Regions from separate parts of the Homo sapiens genome. Here region 2 is linked to region 1. Evidence: chromatin loops called from intact Hi-C (ENCODE). Cell type or tissue: sigmoid colon. All regions are shown on one strand. Links, peaks and the distances in the headings refer to the core of each region. The heading gives the core; the rest is flanking DNA.

What was found. Peaks named below come from ENCODE experiments on the same cell type or tissue, not always from the same donor. Only the 100,000 strongest peaks of a DNase experiment are listed, where the experiment ranks them.
Region 2: a loop joins it to region 1, with 2.2 times the contacts of the local background. A loop is called at or near these places in 11 of 110 quality-filtered maps.

What each region holds. Positions count from the first base shown.
Region 1 is chr10:113,379,445-113,389,201 of GRCh38, reverse strand. No RefSeq gene overlaps it. Among named protein-coding and RNA genes, the nearest start is that of HABP2, 170 kb to the left of the region's middle. RefSeq lists a silencer at 3,783-3,892 and an enhancer at 6,550-7,749. In sigmoid colon, for the core only: a CTCF peak has its summit at 3,836 (motif pointing right); a DNase peak (open chromatin) is centred at 3,921; H3K4me3 peaks cover 419 bases; H3K27ac peaks cover 1,683 bases.
Region 2 is chr10:113,210,766-113,220,522 of GRCh38, reverse strand. No RefSeq gene overlaps it. Among named protein-coding and RNA genes, the nearest start is that of SNORA87, 170 kb to the right of the region's middle. In sigmoid colon, for the core only: no CTCF peak of the experiment used is centred there; no DNase peak of the experiment used is centred there.

The DNA of each region.
Region 1 (9,757 bases), core at 564-8,563:
ACATCACTAATGACCATGCAGCTGGAGACGGGAATGAGAAAGAGACCGGGAGTGGACGGTGTGGTTAGAAGGACAGCCATTACTCTCACACCTGTAATCCCAGCACTTTGGGAGGCCGAGGTGGGTGGATCACGAGGTCAGGAGATTGAGACCATCCTGGCTAACACGGTGAAACCCCGTCTCTACTAAAAATATTTTAAAAAGTTAGTCAGGTGTGGTGGCGGGCCCCTGTAGTCCCAGCTACTCGGGAGGCTGAGGCAGGAGAATGGTGTGAACCCAGGAGGAGGAGCTTGCAGTGAGCCGAAATCGTGCCACTGCACTCCAGCCTGGGTGACAGAGCAAGACTCTGTCTCAAAAAAAAAAAAAAAAAAAGAAGGACAGCCATTACTCTCCAGCCACCCCTTTTTTGACATGGGAGATTCCTGTCGTTTAGAATTGTTCTACTCAAGGGTTCCTACCAATCTTAGCCATCTTGAGAAGTGCCACTGTGAAATTAGCTAAGAGGCATTCTTTCTTTCTTTTCTATTTATTTATTTATTTATTTATTTATTTATTTATTTTTTGGAGACAGAGTCTTGCTGTCATCCAGGCTGGAGTCCAGTGGCATAATCTCGGCTCACTGCAACCTCTGCCTCCCGGGTTCAAGCATCCAAGCAATTCTCATGCCTCAGCCTCCCAAGAAGCTGGGATTACAGGCATGTGCCACCATGCCTGACTAATTTTTGTATTTTTAGTAGAGACGGGCTCTCACCATGTTGGCCAGGCTGGTCTTGAACTCCCGGCCACCTAAGAGGCATTCATAAAAATGGAACAGTGTGCTGGAGTTGACCAAAAACTTCCATTTAGTAGCTCCAATTACCCTGTGGGATGGCAATTATCATCCTCATTTATAAGGGTTGAGACTGACATTCTGAGAAATGAGAATATTTTAGCTCCTATAGCTAAGAGGGAATACAGCTAGGTCTTCTGATTCCATATCCCATCCCGCAGTCTTAAACTTAGGCAGGTGCCAAAACTGCTTTGTAGTTAAGCCTGCAGGCTCTCATGCCAGTTGGCCTGGGTGGAAGTCCTAGCTCCGACCCTCACTTGTTTTGCTGACCGTGAGTAAGATACTTCAATTCTCTGACTCTCAGTTCCCTCATCTGTAAACTGGGAATGACAATAGCAGGGCCCAGTTCACAAGGTTGTCAGGGAACTTGAATAAAATGATACATATAGAGAGAGCACTTAGCCCGATGAAGGGCCCTCACCAACATCAGCTCTCATCACTAACTCTTCCCCTTTCACCCTATCCTGCTCATCATAAAGAAGACCAACATCTGTGCTCCAGGGTTTGTGTGTGTGTGTGTGTGTGTGTGTGTGTGTGTGTGTGTGTGTGTGTGTGTAATTAAAGCGATCCCTAAACTTGAGAATTATTGAGCATAAATGCATTCAAACTATTCATATTTTCCATACTATTAAGATTTCCTGGCATATCAATCTTCTTTGTGGCAGAAATCAATAGTCACTGTACTTACTGAAAAAGGTCTCTCCAGACCAAAACCCCTGTGTCCCAGGGCTGGGAAATTGGCTCCTAGGAAATAAACTCTGGCCTGCAAACTTTTCCAGACTTTCCCCAAATCCCCAGTTGAGTAAAATAATGAGTCAGGCCCTCTAGGACATTGTCATACACCTTTTGGGGCAGAATAAAACACTTTAAAATAATTCCACAACTGAGGAAAAGGTATAAAGAAAACATCTGGGAGGGAGGAAGGGAAGTAATGGTTATCCCCAAAAGGGTAGGATGTCTGTAGGGGCAAGGATGGTGACTTTTAGTGCTTATACATTTCAGTAATGTTTGAATTTCTTACTACAGCTATGTATTATTTTACAATGAGAAATTTTAAACTGACCCCATTCCTAGGCTGGTGGGGATGGGGTGAGGAGGGTAACCAGTAGAAACTGCCCCCAGACCTTTCTTAACAGAGAAACTCTTAACTTTTCCTACAGGAAGCCCTTCCGGGTGCAATTCCTTATCTCAACCTCTGCAACAGTGCCTACCAATGTTATAGCACTTCATTCATTCAGCCTTTCATTTGTTCATCCACTCAACAGCTATACTTTGAACAAGGCCCTGTGGGAGGCCCTGCGAGGCAAAGACAAGACAAGCGAGTTGCCTGTCACACGGAGCATGGGCTGGCAAGGAGATCCATAGTAAACCTCCAGTCCTGCACTCACCCTTAATGGCATGTGCTTGGATAGAGATGAGACAAGGCCCAGAGGGGCACATGCTGGAGAAACTGAACCCCAGCCCAGAGGTCTGGGAAGGCGTCTCTGGGCAAGAGACCTTACAGCTGGGAACTGAAAGATGAGAAGCAGCACTGACCAGGTGAAAGGGGTGGCAAGACCAGGAGTGTCTGGGCTGAGCACCCAGGCAGGCACTGAGATGAGAAGAAACAGAGCTCACCAAGGAAAATTGAGGGAACTCAGCCTGCTGGAGAAAGGTCCAAGGAGAGATCAAAGAAGCAGGAAGGGCCAGATCACCTGATGCTTTGCAGAATGTGGGATTTTAAACTTTACCCTAAGAACAGTTCGAAGCCACTGAGATAGGTATCCCTGAGGACTCCATTTGTTCTCCACTGTTTTTGTTCACTTCCACTCTGACACACAAGCTCCTAGCTCCATGCCTGGCAATTAACAAGAGCCTAAAAATAATCAGCTGGATGGCTGAACCCAGTCACCCCAGGGAGGGAGAACCTGCAAGCAAAGACCATGACCGCACATCCGACATCTCACCTCTCTCCCTCCTTTTGTCTCCCCTGATCCAGGCCTGCAAGCTGAGAAGTGTACAATCCTCACAACAAGGAGTGATTGGCAATCAGGTGCAGAACTAAGCTATTTCTTTCACCACCACAGTCCTTCCAAAATGTTCCCAACTGGCATCAGATATTCTCATCCTGACCAGTGAGACAACCCAATGAAAACTGGTGACTCAGAAAGGGTAAGCATTTGTCAAAGGCTGTACAGCAAATCCCCGGGTGCTTGGCGAGTCATGTCTTGGCCAGTTGTCAAGGGCAGTGTCCCCTATGTCATTCCTCAAATACATATTTCTAGGCTTAATTATATGAATTTACATTTCTTTGGCTCAAAAAAAGTAGGTATAGGGGCATTTTCAATGCTGCACACAACTGAAAGTAGATTGAAACCATCCCGACCTCAAACAGAATGTCAAAGCAGTTGGGTTTCTGAGCAGCAACAGAATACTTTTTATAGAATGGGAAGTCAATTGAGAAATCATAAAAAATTAGAGTTGGGAAGGACCTCTGCGCTCACGAGGGTCAGGTCCCAGGGGCTGCTGTAGAATTGTTCCCTGTGGTGAAGGGTCTAATGTTTTGTCCACTCAAGTTTTAAATATCTCAACCAATAGCTCACCCCTGGGGACACCTCTCCACAGGGCAATAGATCTTGCTGTCAGGGCTTTTTTCCTGCTATTCAATCTCACTTTTCCTTTCCTCCACTTCATCCCATTTGTCTTTGGCAGTAATTTAGACAAGAGTGTGCTGACGTTTGAAAACGAAAAGCCCTGTCTTTGCCTTCAACCTCGTTTTTCCAGACCCTTCTACCTACGGAAACTTCAAGATCTGGCAGGGAGAGAGGGAGGGAATGAGGAAGAGAGGCAAACAAACAGACTGGCGTGGGTTCTGGAAGAAGCTATCAAAGGGCCAGCCCCCAAGGCCTTGAACCCACAGGTGTACAGGAAGAGAGGGCACTGCTGCTCCGGAATGTGCAGATTATAGAGGACCTGACTCTCAAAGGCAGAAAGTCACCGAGTTTTCTAGGCAGTCCAGAGCTCAGCCACCTCTTGCTATGACACATTAGACAGAAGGTGGCAGCATAGCACCAGGCTCTGTGTGCTCAGTGGCCCTGTCCATCGCAGCACACCCCAACTGTTCGGCTTCCAAACTCCACGAGCAACAAAACCCAACCGGCTGGAACGCCGGGCTTAGGCCAAGAGTGAGCTGCAAATCAAGGCCCTGGCCAGTTTTTTAAGTCAAATCCCAAACAGTTAGGATTGTGTGAGCACAGTCCATTTTCTCCCCAAGAACATCTTGCAGCCAGAATGGAATCCAAAAAAATAACTGCAGTCCTGAACAGCGGTGTTTGTCCAAGCTGATCTAAACACATAAACTTACCGTCTCGTCTGGTGTTTTGTGCACAAATTTTTGTGTTTAAAGACATCTGGGGTTAATGCTTTTTTTTTTTCTTTATTCTTTCTAGCCCTTGGCTATTTATTTCTGAATTTGTCTCTGGTTTTCCTGTTTCCCTTTGCTTATTTTTTACTTATTTGGTAGTGTTTGCATGTGGTTCTTCTGAAAGCAAGGATCCACAGGCTACGCATTTCTCACTTGGAGCTGAAGTCCTGCTGGGGAACCAATTATATGTCCTACCCACCAGGGAGAGTGTGATATTTTTTATTACTTTCTAATTTCAGGTCTTGAAATGGCTTCAGTGATCAGAACATTCTTCTGCTTAAGAACCTAAAGGGGCCAGTGAAAGGATGCTTTTGATTTGTATTTCATTTAGAATGGTCCATACTCAACCAAGTGTACTCCAAGGATTTCCATGGGGCCTCAGAGGCTTGAAGTGGGGAAAAGCAAGACAAAGACAACAACAAAACTTTCTCGCTGCTTGCCTTATCATACTGGGAAAATGCCGGCTACTTGGGGAAAGTCTTTCTTTGAGAAGTTGGTGAACTGAGAAAAAAATGGATAGAATTAGAACAAAACAATTTCACTGGATTCTAAGTCTATTTAAACTACAGTAGTAAATCAAAACCATACCTCTTTCTCATTACTCATGGCCCGATAGTAGAGCCTCCTAAATGCTTATTAAAGCAAAAGCAAGAAGTGTTTCATTTCTAAATACATTCACAGGAATCCCCAACAAGGTGGTTGCTTCTTTCTAACTGTTGTTTGTTTTATGCTTGTTTCTCTTCTTGAAAGAGTTATCATGAAACGGAAAGGCTTAAAAGGGGGGTGGGGGTGGGGGTGAGGGTCCAAATAGGCTCTAATGAGGAAGAAGGAAATAAAAGTCAAATTCTCCCCGAATGTCTGAATTTCTATTTATTTATCTTTGCAATAAGAGAGGATGCCTGACAATCCGGAACTGCTCTTGGATAAAACGAATCATACCAAACAGCTAACAACCCTGCAGAATAGCTCAAAGCCCAAATTATGAGCTATTTCAAATCCTTTCCACTTGCCATGGGGGTCTTGACTGAGTTTTTTCTTTTTTTTTTTTTTTTTTTTCTTTTTTTCCTGGCTCACATGCTTAGCCAGGAGGTGATTCTGAATGTTTATCTGAAGTATCTCCCTGATATTCTGGGGGGACTTTTCTCTCAAGCAAAAGCTCTGCTGAAAAGAGGAGCTTGTTTTAATTCTCATTAAGTTATACCCAGTATTGTGAACCTTTTACTAGTGAACAGTTAATTTTAGTGAGACGGACTACAAGAAACTGCCATATATAACCACGCTCAGTGACAACATTTTACAAAATGTGAGTCAAACATAAACATTTATGACTTTCTAATAAGCCAGCTACCATATTTGCTATTATATGACGCTCTGTTAAAACAATCTTTTCTACTTTTAAATAGAGATCCCATGAGAGCAAAAATGTTTATCTTTGTTGTGTATAGCTTCCTTAAGTACCATTTTATCATATTATTTAAAATTCAACAAATTAGCAGCCAGTATTTATTATTTAAAGAAAGGGTGTTTCTTCAAAGTTTGTCTGAATTAAAAATCACAAACCAATCCATCTCCCTTCTTTCCTTCCTTCTCTCTTTCCTTCCGTCCTTCCTTCTATTCATTTTAAACCCAGCAACTAGATTTTGTTGGGTTTAAAAGGTCCCTAAAAAGTTAGTATTCCTTCAGGAATAAATATTTGTAGATTACTTGAAATGGCCAGCTTCCTTGACTGGTCTTTAGGGAAAATACTCTTTGTAACTTTGACTAAAAAGACAATGTTCCCGATCAAAATATAATCTGGGTCTATACTGGCAAAGAGAGTTGAACCAATATGTAATGAATGGCAGCATAAACAAATGAATGAAGGAATACGCAGACAGGCATCAAGCAGAATCAAAATACTCAAAGCAGCCAGTTAACTGAGGCACTGAATTTCCTGGACAACTGTCTCAATTCCCCGGTTTGCGTGGAGGCTCTTGCCTATAACCAAGTAAGCACTTATGCTGCAACCTCTTGCCTCTTGCAAGAGACAACAGATTGTTAGCCTCTGGGAAGTAGCACTATTTCAATCAACCAATTTGGCATGTTGTGTTTTACAGTTTCTAAAATTAACACAGAATCCAAACAAAAACATGGCTGGTGTGGAACTATATACAGAGAACACTGTCATCTGGTTGCTTCGAATCTGTTCATTATCAAAATTAGCTGTCTTGTTTGTCCTACTCCCATTTTTGAATGCACACCATTAATTAACCAACCTGTCATTATGTGCTGGTAATGACCAAGTTTTCCAGTATCCCAGTGTAAATACAGGATTTTACAGGACTCCCAAAACTAGGAGGAAAGGAGAAGGTGGAGGAGGTAGGGGTGGCAGAGAAAGAGGACATTCACAGGTGGGACTCAGTATTGCTTACAGCTACCCTTGCTTTCTAAAACAAGGGCTGCACGCGGAAACAATGCTGATTTATTCCCTTGCATTGAGCAAAGCTAAATTTTTCCAGGCTTCACTGAGGAATTTTCTTCACAATATCTGCATGAATTATGAAGCTGACTTCTAACCAGATGTCGGGTGATCTGCCCTTCCTGTTCTCTGAGGATGAGACACATCAGTGTTTAACTCATCATGCCCCTCGAGTGTGTCTCATTTTTCAACCCATTCTCACTTGGAGGTTAAAAAGGAATTGGGGTTTCTTTTTAAGTCTCTTTGATTTTACCCAATTTCGGTGAACAGATCCATGAAACTTCAAAGAGGATGTTGACAGAATTGAAGTAAGGGAGGGAAGGACAGAGGAAGGGGGCAGAAAGCAAAGCCGATCATAAAAAACAAACCAAAGAATATTTAACGACATATTTTCCCAAAGAGACTTCTGGCTGCCCACCGAAACTGAAACCATTACTCACATCGAAGACACTTCCTGGGGGTGTGCTATCTTGAGGAAACACATACCGTGAAGGCCTTTGCAGGAAGCAAATTCAATGGTGAAAGGAACCGCAGCAGATTCTTACAATTCTGTCTTTTGCACCCTGACTTTCCACTTGAACATTCTTATTAAAAATTTCCTCCAGCATCCTTACCATATACAATTTTTCAAGTCAAAGAATGACTTTTTAGAGTCTCTGTGTGCCCATAAAATTCTGTCTTGAAGATTTTATTAATAATCATAAAAACATCAGTATCCATCAGGATCAGTTTGGAAAGGGAGAGGCAATTTTTCCTAAACATGTGTTCAAATGGTCTGAGACAGACGTTAAAATGAAAAGGGGGTGAACTGAAGACCAATGACTGATCCAGCCCCCCACTCCCCTACGGTTCATAGTCATGGGCGAGGACATGGCCACAGGCTAACACAAGCCAGCTTGGGATCAGGCACCAGCCCCACCTGCAGCTGATGCAGCTCCACGTGGAGGGAAGCATTCCAACTTTCACTGCTGCAGGTTGTGTATTTATCACTACGAGGAGGGGAGGGACAAAGTATACAGGACTACATATTTTCTTATGGCATCAGGATAGGTTTCTTGGGACTCTGAGAGGTCTAGAATAACGTGCTTAAAATGACTATTTGACTATCTCCCAGCCAGTTCGAAGCATTGGCTGAGCAGCCTTTGCTTGATTGTCAGTTAACAGCAACCGAAATAGCAAAATAGTAAAGTGATCCCTGCAAAGGGATTTGTGGGTGGTCTCCTTGGCTCACCTGTCAGAGGAGGTTGACTCTGTGATCATGATCCTTCCCCCAAGTGCTCTCACCTTTTCTGTTCACATTGTACCTTAAGGCCTGCAGTCAGGCAAATCTTTGAACAGAGAAATTCAAACCCCTTAATGACCAAAGATTTCGAGGGATCCCAAGACATGGGGTGTATTTCACAATGCAACCACCCCAGTGAATAGGAGAGTTATTGACCAGGCAATGCATTATCTCATAATCCGCCAGTATGGAGGCAGCGTGGGTGGCTTCAGGGCATGAGCACTGGAGTCAGAGAAGTTGAACTCCATCAGCTCTGTTACTTCCAGTTACTCAACCTCTCTGTGCCTCAGTTTCTTCATATGCTAAAACTAGGATGATACTGTCTACATACTTCAATGGGCTGTTAAGCTTTCAGGAATCTATACTTGGAAAGCACCAGACACAGCACCTGGTATCTAGTGGGATATGCTATTGTCTCCATAATCAACTAGAAATTTCCTTGTGATTACTCGCTGCAACAAAAAGGGTTCTCCAAACTGGCTGAGAACACCACAAACTAGGGAACTTTAAGAAATACATTCCCAGGTACTTCCAGCAGTGAGACCCAGAAATCTTCCCCAGGTGAAACTAATGTAGCCAGCTTGACCTAGAACCATAGACCCATACACTGTCCCATTACTATAAAGGATGGTGAAGCATCACATCCAGTCCTGGTCTCCAAGGAATTTATGGTCTGATTGTGAAGACCAACACACAAACTGTAAGTATAAACTATTCATGAGCAACATGAGATAGAATAAAGTTGGAGACTATCTTGTGTGGCATTGTCAGTTTGCTGTGAAGAATTTCAGAGAAAGGAGAATCCCATTAATTGGAATACACCAGAAAGTCCCAAGAGTATTGTGAATTCTGTGGTGATCTTTCATAGTAGAGGTTCACAAAAGTTGATTTCTCAACTTTGTGTACATATGCACATCTATTTTAGGGGGAGAGGTTCAGCTTTGATTACCTTCTCAAAGTGGTCCATGACCTCCAAAAGCTTAACACTGTGATTCTAATGGTGGACACTAATAAGTACTCGTCACATGCCAGGCCTGTTTCAAACACTTTACTTACATAATCTCAAGAAGTGCTCACACCACCCATGTGGGGTAGGTACCATTATCTTCTTCATCTTACAAATGAAGAGACGTCGGACCTTGCCCATGGATACCCAGCTACTGAGTGAAAGAAAAGATTTGCCCCCCTGGCTCCAGGGCTTATGCTCTTACCAACTCAATTTAATCCAACATGCTTCATTTTGACACTTGCTCCACTTCTAGAACCATCTGAATCTTATGGCTCTGTCTCAGAAGATCTAGGAAGCACCTGGTAAGGACCAAGAGCTACTCTTACCCCTTGAGAACCAACGCTCTCTGAGCAAACAAAGCCAGACTGGGTACCCTGGCATCCTTCATATGGAATTCATTCATTCAGCTATTCATTCATCCATTCATCTGTATACAGAGGGACTTGGGGCTTGGGATGAGAGGCGGAGGAAAAGTGGATGGCAGAGCAGAAGGATTGTTTTCAATAACTCAGCCTCAAGGAAGAGGGAAAAACTCAGGACTTTGAGACTACCTTCTCATCTCATGAGGGATGTCGGGAGGTAGAAAAGCCCTGGTGTGCCACCGTTGCTCTTGACTCAGTTCAAGCCAATTGTCTTTGACTCACTTTAGGCCAGGAGTTCTCAATCTTGCCACTATTCACATTGAGGACCTGATAAGTTTGTTGTTGGGGGGCTTCCCTGTGCATTATAGGATGTTTAGCAACATCCCTGGCTTCCACCCATTAGATACCAAAGGC
Region 2 (9,757 bases), core at 698-8,697, 170 kb after region 1:
TAAAGAAAAGTCCTGAGTGGATTCTGATTAACGTGCAGTCATATGCCCATCCCTGAACTAGTCACGGAGACAAAGGAGAAGGGAGACTCCAATTGGCCAGCAAGGATCATGTGTCCTGCCCTGAGAGAAGGAGGTAGCCACCATGATGGACATTGGGGGATTTTAGAAAACCAAGAGCTGGCCGAGCGCGGTGGCTCACGCCTATAATCCCAACACATTGGGAGGCCAAGGTGGGCGGATCACCTGAGATCAGGATTTCGAGACCAGCCTGGCCAATATGGTGAAACCCCGTCTCTACTAAAAATACAGTAATTAACTGGTCGTGGTAGTAGATGCCTGTAATCCTAGCTACTTAGGAGGCTGAGGCAGGAGAATCCCTTGAACCTGGGAGGTGGAGGTTACAATGAGCTGAAATCATGCCACTCCACTCCAGCCTCGGTGACTCCATCTCAAATCAATCAATCAATCAATCAATCAGTCAGTCATAAAAAACCAAGAGCTAGGGATTGATATTTGAGCAAACTCCATCTCAAATCAATCAATCAATCATAAAAAACCAAGAGCTAGGGATTGATATTTGAGCAACCCCTCTGACTTAGTGAGGCAATGGACAGCAAGGCCCTCTGAAATGACAGGGCCTTTCATTTCAGTGCACTCAGCCCCTCAGTGCACTGGAGTGTGAGAAAGATGGAGGGAGTCTGTGGGAATGAGGCAATGAAGAAAGCTCATGCACAAGGACTTAATCATTGTCAATGCAATCATGGGAAAATGGTAAACATAGGGTATCAGAGTCAGAAAGCTCTGGGTAACATTGGCTACCACCACATGACTAGTCGTAAGGATTCAGTAAAATCCCCACAAACAGAGCTAAGCAGATGTGAGGCATGTTGTGAATGCCCGGTATGCGGTAGCCACCATCGTTGTTATTACCTCTGTCTACCTGTGTGGCCTTAGATTCCTCAGCTATAAAAACAAAATGATGACAATAAGACCTACTTTGTAGGATTATTATGAGGTTCTTCGATGCTGTAGTACAGAGCCTGGCCTATCACGGTTATGCCGTATAATGGTAACTAGCTTGATAAGGTGGAAATATTATTTCTCAAGACGCCCTTGCTCTTGCCTCGGCTCTTTCTTTGAATCATCAAAATACATTCTTGACATTGTTCTTCCTTTCCTCTGAGTGCATTAAGAAATAGTCAAGGAAATAAGACAATCATTTTGTCTCCAAAAAGAACCTTCTGGAAATGTGTTATTCCGGCAGTTTTTCCAGAGTAGGTGGGTTTCATTGAAGGGAAGTCAGATGTTAGCAAATATTTTCTCTCATGCTGATTTCCTGAGAAAATTGTACAAGTTCCTTAAAAGTTAAGAAAAAAATCCTCCATCTCTCTAACTTCAAAAAAGACATTGAAGGAGATGTTAGTGAGGTACACAAGCTCTTTAGCAGAGTAGATAATATCAATTGCATGTTGCTGCTACTTTTGATATTACGTCAATGACAGGAGTGGAGGCAGAAGTAGAAGTTCAAAAAAAAAAAATTCAGAAGAGACAGATGGAAAGAGCTTTGCCACTCAAAGAATAATAAATGTTTGCAATGGCCTACTGGGCAAGGCTGGTGAGGTAAAGACAGTGGGTTCGTTCAAATAGCAATTAGATGCTATCCTGGGGGAAACACTGTATTACAAGAGAGAAGCATCAATGTGGTGAATGGCTTTTCACGCTCCTAATACTGCCTATGTTCTTTTTGTACTCTTAAGGGTCTGCAGTCCCAGCAGAATAAGTGAGCACAGAAAGTAGGCCCAGCAGTATGCTCTGAGAAACTGGGCCAACAGAAATAATGCCGTTCAGATAGGACCACAATTTGCAATGCTCAGCCATAACATCCATTTCATTCCCATTGTCTCTTAGGTCTTGAGAGACAAGGATAATGCCAGGGCAGAAAGTGGAGACGATTGCATCCTCAGATCCCCGTTAACTATGCTCAGCTCTGCTCAATTATGCCAATGAAGCCTGCTACATTCCTGGGTTGGGGAATTCAATGTCATATACAAATTGGATATGAGAGTATCCTAAATAAGAAAGGCCATTGGCCAAGTGCCAGAGCTTTTCTTCCTGAAAGTCCATCCTGGTCTTTGACTATCCCAGTTTCAGGGAACTTCATTTCCGTGCCGTTTTCCCAACATGAGTATAAGACAATGTTTTCAGATATTTTCAAAGACACATACTTTCTAGAATCCATTTGTACCGTAGTATTTCACATGTCTACTTTCAAGGTCTTTTAAGTTTTATGTCAAAGACATAATTCAAGTTTACAACACAGCTTCTTTATTTCAATGCTGAGATAAGGCATTAGCAGAGTGCTGTCTCCCAAATCCCATGCCCAAGTCACATTTTAAAAGAATAGGCAGGTGCACATAGAGTCTTGAATATAAAGGAAAAGAGACAGTTAAGGATTGTCAGATGTTTGAGAGGTGCCAATCTCAAACACAAGAACTAAAACTAAGGCAAAAGAAAAACATTTTAGAATTTGTATAATTAAAATTTGCAAAAAAAAAAAAAAATAGAAATATTGGGAATCAAAATTTTGGCCACAAAAATAATTAATATGTAGACCAAAAAACAATGTGAAAGAGATGAAGAGCAAGTTAATCACTTAGAAAACTGAGAGGAGATATTTGTGCAGAATCCAGTGTAAAATGATTATGAGCTCAAAATAGGACAGAAAACAGGTTGCTGCTTTTGCTGATTTCATCTAGTAGGATTGTTGTTCCAGATTTTATCTAATAGAATTTTTAGATGGAAAGAATGAAAGGACAGCAGTGAAAATAAATTGTATTTTAATATTCATTATGCACAATACAAAATAAATTGTATTTTAATAGAAATAAAATTTGTAGAGCTGATCTTGCATATTGATAGGACCCACTAAGTTTGTAGAAAAATAAGATGACTTTAAACTAAACACATCATACAAAACTTCATAAAACTGAGGATAGAATGAAAAATCCTAGAAGCTTTCAGGTATGAAAAAAAATTATCTACCAAAAAACAAGAAAAAATGGAATCAGACTTGAAAATAACATACTGATAGAAAAAACAAAGCAATATCTTACATTTCTGAGAGAAAATAATTTTTTACCTACAGTCTCATATCTACTCAAATTACATTCACCTGGGAGGACAAAATAAATATTTTGTCTGACATTTAGAAAGTCATAAACGTTATCACATTTATATTCTCTTAGTCTCTGAAATAATCATTTCAGCAGAAACAAAAGCAACATGAGCAAGGAGCCAGGCATGGTGGCTCACACCTGTAATCACAGCTACTCAGGAGGCTGAGGCAGGAGGATTGCTTGAGACCAGGATTTCAAGAATAGCCTGGGCAACATAGCAAGACTCTGTCTCTAAAAGATAAAAAATAAAAATAACATTAGCCAGGTATGGCGGCACGTGCCTGTAGTCCCAGTTACTCAGGAGGCTGAGGCAGGAGGATCACTTGAGCCCAGGAGTTTGAGGCTGCAGTAAGCAGCCATGATTGCACCACTGCTCTCCAGCCTGGGAACAGAGCGATACCCCATCTCAAAAAAAAAATAAATAAATAAGCAAGGAGTATATGAGGAATTCAAAACATGGTGTTGTTTAATATATGGTTAAATACAAATAACTATTGTGCATAATGAAATGTATAAAAATTAATCATATTTGGAAAAATCTCAAATCATGCCAACATGAAAACATGATGGGATGGGGAGGCAGGACAATAAAAGCAAGCTACGGTTAATTAATAAAAGCAAGCTAAGATTTTATATATAAGCAATTAATAAAAGCAAGCTAAGATGAACAAAAGATACATACATAAGATTAATAAAAGATAAGATTAATATAAAATATAAGATTAATAAAATATATATAAAATCAATTAATAAAAGCAAGCTAAGATTGTGTGTGTGTGTGTGTGTGTGTGTGTGTGTGTGTGTGTGTTTCTGTGTGTGTACTAACTAGACATTAACAGAGAAAAGGATAAATTATGTGTGTGAAAAGTATATGGGGAGGGTCTCTGGTAATGAGTAGTTCACATTGGTATAAACTCCTTCAGATACCACATGTAAGCCCAACAAAATATATAAAACAATTTTCTGAAGGAAGTGGAGAGGAACCAAAAGCGGGCAGAAACTGAAAGAGAATCAACACCTGGAAAAAAGAAGCAACAATGGGTGAGTTTTCCATTGTTATAGCTCTCCACCTGAAGGCAGTGAGAGGTAGAGCAACTGAAACTTGGATTGAAACCCCTAGTTTCACTAGCTCGAAGATCCACGGGACAGAATTTGTCCACAGAAGCTAAAGAATGAGAAGAAAAATCTGAGAAATAAAACAGCCAGAGAAGAGGAGCCTCAAGTCTATAAATAAGCTATGCTGACTAACTTGAATTATGGTAGCATGAGGAAGACTCCAAGAAGTCCAGCTAAGCCAACAACCACAGGGGACCTAGAGTTTGAAGTTAGAGTTAATCAAGTTAAAGGTCTGCTAAAGCAAAAAATGTCCATGTACTTCAGAAGGTTATAACAACATTCAAAGTCTTTAAAATGTATCGTTTAAAATGTCCAGGACACACACAAAATTGCTAGACATGTGAAGAAACAGGAAAATGGAGTTCATATCCAAAAGAAAAGGCAATCAAGAAAGGCCTTTGCAAGATGAACCCAATATAAAAATTATCAAACAAGGACTTTAAAGCAGCTTTTGTAACTATGCCCAAAAGCATAATGGAAAATATCCTCATATGAATAAACAAAAGCAAGAAATCTCAGCTGAGGAATAGAACTATAAAAAAAAGAATCAAGGAGAAATAGTATAACTAAAAAAAACTAGTTTCTTAAAATGGGATTAACATCAGATTGAATATGACAAAAGGAATAGTCAGTTGCCCTGAAAATAGAGCAAAAAAATGATGGAATCAGAAGAACAAAAAGATCGTTAAGTGAACAGAGATACAGAGATCTGCAGGACACTGTCAAATACGTAATATCACTTGATTGAATTCTCAGAAGGAGCAGGTAGAAAGAATGGGGCAGGAGAAAAATGTGCAGTAATAATGGCCAGGTTTTTTTCCAAATGTGGTGATAAATGTTAAGTTTACACCTACAAGCTCAGCAAATTTCAGGAGGAATAAATACAAAGAAAAATCACAAGGGCACCTTACAGTCAAACTAATGGGAAACAAAGATAAAGAAAAATTGAAAGCAGCCTGACTTCAGTGACACATCAAACAGAAAGAAATAATACAGATTACTCCAGACAGCAGAAAATGTGGAGGCCAAAAGACAGTGGGAAGATATCTTTAAAGTACAGAAAAGAGGCAACTGTCAACCAGAATTCTATATCCAGAAAAATACCTTTCAAGAATGAAGGTAAAATAAACACATCTTCTGATAAACAGAAACTAAAACAACTCATTACCAGCAGTTGAGCTATGAGAAATGCTAAAGGAAATTCTGAGGGTAAAGGGAAATTTGGAACTTCAGGAAAGGATGAAGAGCGTCAGAAGGAGTAAATATTGGGTAACATGAAAAACTATTTTTCTTAATTTCTTTAAAGTATATGCACCTGTTTTAAGCAAAAAATAAAACATGTATTGTGGAAGTTATAACACAAGTAAATGTAATACATATGACAACTGTCTTAGTCTGTTTCTGTTTCTATAAGAAATACCTGAGTCTCGGTAATTTATAAAGAAAAGAGGTTTATTTGGCCCATCGATCTGCAGACTGGATAAGAAGCATTGTGGGGGTTGGGGGGCACCAATATCTACTTCTAATGAAAGCCCCAATCTGCTACCGCTCATGGCAGAAGGGAAAGATGAGGCTGGTGTGTATAGACATCACATGGTAAGAGAGAAAGCAAGAGAGCAAAGAGGTTGGTGCCAGACTGTTTTAAACAACTATCTCTCTTGGGAACTAAAAGAACAAGAACTCTCACACATTACCACGAGATGGCACTGAACCATTCATGAGGGATCTGCCCCCATGACCCAAAATCCTCCCATTAGGACCCATCTCCAACACTGGAGATCAAATTTCAACATGAGATTTGGAGGGGTCAAACAAACCGAACTATGGCCACAACTATAATGTAACGCATGGAGGCTTAACAGACCTATGCATTTACAAAATTCTTAAGTTTTGTGTGAAGTGGTACAATCTGAAAGGCAATTGGGAAAAGATAGGGAAATATGTTGTAATCCTTATAGCTACCTCTTAAAACAAAACTAATTCAAATATATAATAATAAGAATAACATGGAATTCTTAAAATATTCAATAAATCCAAAAGAAGGCCAGAAATGAGCAACAGAGAAACAAAAAAACAGATGAGTAAACGAGTAGAAAAATGGTAAAACAAAATTCAGTCATATAATAAATTATATTAAATGTAAATGGACTAATTAAAAGACAAGATCTAATTAAAAGACACTCTAATTAAAAGACAAGATCATGAAAATAATAACAAAGCAAGGCCCAACTATATGCAGTCAGTAAGAGACACACTTTAAATCTAAAGACCCAGGTAGTTGAAAGAAAATAGATAGAAAAAGATGGATTATGCAAATATCAGGCATAAGAAGCCTAGAGTTATTATGTTATCATGAGATAAAATAGACATCAAGAACACAAAATTTATCACAGATAAAGGGGATTTCCCAATGTGAAAAGCAGCAACATATCAGGAAGACAAAACAATAAGTATAGATTTTTCTGATAACAGAGCTTCAAAAATCTATAAAGCAAAATAGATTTACACAGTCAAATTTACAATCCTGGTTGGAGATTTAACATAGCTTTCTCTCTGCCATTTTATTTATCATTGATAGAAAAACTAGATAGGTAACGAGACATAAATTTCTGAGTAACAGCGTCAACCACATTAGCCTAATTGACATTCAAAGAACACTATGCCCAGCAACAGCAGAACACACATCATTTTTAAGAGCACATGACCTGTTCACCACAATAGACCATATGCTGGAGTTAAAACAAGTTTCAATAAAATTAAAGGATTGAAATCATACAGAATGTACTGTCTGATGACAATAGAATTGGAAATCAAAAACCAAAGAGATCCAGTAAAATTCGAAAATACTTAGAAATTAAATAACATACTTCTAAAAACTTAACGGATCAAAGATATGATATAATAAAACAAGTAGATATTTGGTCATTGTTCCCAGTTCATGGCACAGAGCTCCTGTAACAGTTGGAATTTACAGTCTTTTGTAAGCTAATGAGGTGAATCATGGAGGGCGAGCCCTAGACAGCTTCTAGATGAGAGCCGGTCAACAGAAAAATGAACCACATGATTAGAGTTAGAACTTTCAGCCCTATTCCCCAACCTCCAGAGAGGGAAGAGGAGCTGGAAGTTGAGTTAAATTACCTATGGCCAATGATTCAATCAATGGAGTCTATGTAAGAGGCTTCCATATAAACCCCTAAATGATAAGGTTTAGAAACAAAGTTCTATGTTTCTCCCATCCCCATCCTGTGCCTTGCTGTATGCATTTCTTCCATTTAGTTGCTCTTGAGTTCTATTCTTTATCATAAACTGGTAAATATAATAAAGCACTTTCCTAAATTCTGTGAGTTCTAGCAAATTATCAAACCTGAGGCATGAGTCATGGGAACCACTGAATCTGTGACTACAAATTCTCATGAAGAGAAGTGTGGGCAGCTTGGGGACCCCATTTTTGGCTAGCATCTGAAGTGAGGGCAATCTTGTAGAACTGAGCCCTTGATCTGTGAGGTCTGGACTAACCCTGGTTAGTTAGTATAGTTAGTGTCAGTATAGAATTAAAGTGTATTCTTGGACACTTATTTGGTGTCAGAGAATTGAAGAATTGATTGCTGCTGGGAAAATACACACATCTGGTATCAGAAAAAACAAAACACACAAAAGGAAATTAGAAAATATTTTGAACTGATAATAAATTTACATGTGCAAAAATGTGGGCTGTCACTAAAGCAGTATTGTACTAGTTTCCTTTTGCTACTGTAACAAATTACCACAAACTGAGTACCTTAGTTCCATTTTGTGTTGCTATAACAGAATACCGTGGACTGAGTAATTTATAATAAATAGAAATGTATTGACTCACGGTTCTGGAGGCTGGCAAGTCCAAGATTGAGGGACTGGATCTGCAAGGGCCTTCTTACTGCATTATCCCATGGTGGAAAGGCAAAGAGAGGGTGTGAGAGAAACAAGAGGGGGCCAAATTAATCCTTTTATAATGAACCCACTCTCATAATAACATTAATCCACATTAATGGCAATTCTCCCGTGGCCTAATCACCTCTTATTAGGACCCACCTTCTGACACTGTTGCATTGGTGATTAAGTTTCCAACACATGCTTTGTGAGGAACACATTCAAACCATAGCACTGGGTTGCTTTTAAAACACACACCCTCACTAATTTGTGCTTTTACAGTTCTAGAGATCAGAATTCTGAAATCAGTTGCACTGCACTGAAGTCAAGGTGTCAGCAGGACTGCTTCCTTCAAGAAGCTCTGAAGAAAGAATCAATTCTCTTGCCTTTTTCCACTTTCAGTGGAAGCCTGTATATCTCGGCTTGTGGCCCCTTCCTCCATTTTCAAAGTGTATCACTCCAGTCTCTGCTTCATCACAATTCATTCTGCTCTGACTCTGGCTCTGACTCTTCATGCTTCCTTCTTATAAGGATCATTGTAATTACATGAAGCCCACCTTGATAATCCAGGATAATATCCTCATTTCAAAATCCTTAATTTAATTACATGCTCAAAGTTTCTTTTGCCATATAAGATATGCACAAATTCCTGGGATTAGGATGTGAAAACAGTTGGAGAAGTCATTATTCAGCCTATGACAAGTGCTTAGAGGAAAATTTATGGCATTACATGCTTATTTTAGAAAAAGAAAAAAAAAAAGCCTGGACATGGTGGCTCATGCCTGTAATCCCAGTGCTGTGGGAGGCCAAGGCAAGAGAATTGCTTGAGCCAGAGGTTCAAGACCAACCTGGTCAATGTAGCAAAACTCAGTCTCTACAAAAATAATAATAATAATAAAATAATAAGTTAGCTGGGCATGGTGATACATGACTGCAGTCCCAGCCACTCAGGAGACCAAGACAGGAGGCTATCTTGAGCCTAAGAGTTTGAGACTACAGTGAACTATAATTATGCCACTGTACCCAAGCCTGGGTGACAGAGTGAGATCCTATAAGAAAAAGAAAAGAGGAGAGGAGGGGAAAGGAGAGGAGGGGAGGGGAGGGGAGGGGAGATGAGAGGAGGGGAGGGGAGGGGAGAGGAGAGGAGGGGAGGGGAGGGGAGGGGAGAGGAGAGGAGGGGAGGGGAGAAGGGAGGGGAGGGGAGAGGAGGGGAGAGGAGAGGAGAAAAAGAGAAAGAAGGGAGGGAGGGAAGAAGGAAGGAAGAGAGAGGAGGGGATGGGAGAGGGGAGGGGAGGGGAGGGGAGAGGGGAGGGGAGGGGAGAGGGGAGGGGAGGGGAGGGGAGAGGAGGGGAGAGGAGAGGAGAGGAGAGGAGAAAAAGAGAAAGAAGGGAGGGAGGGAAGGAAGAAGGAAGGAAGGGAGGGAGGGAGGAAGGAAGGGAAAGGTCTAAAATCAGTGACCTGATTTCTATTTTAAGAAGCTAGGAAAAAAAAATCAAAGTAAATCCAAAGTAAGTAGAAGGAAGAAAAATAATAAATATGTGGGCAGAAAACAATAAAAT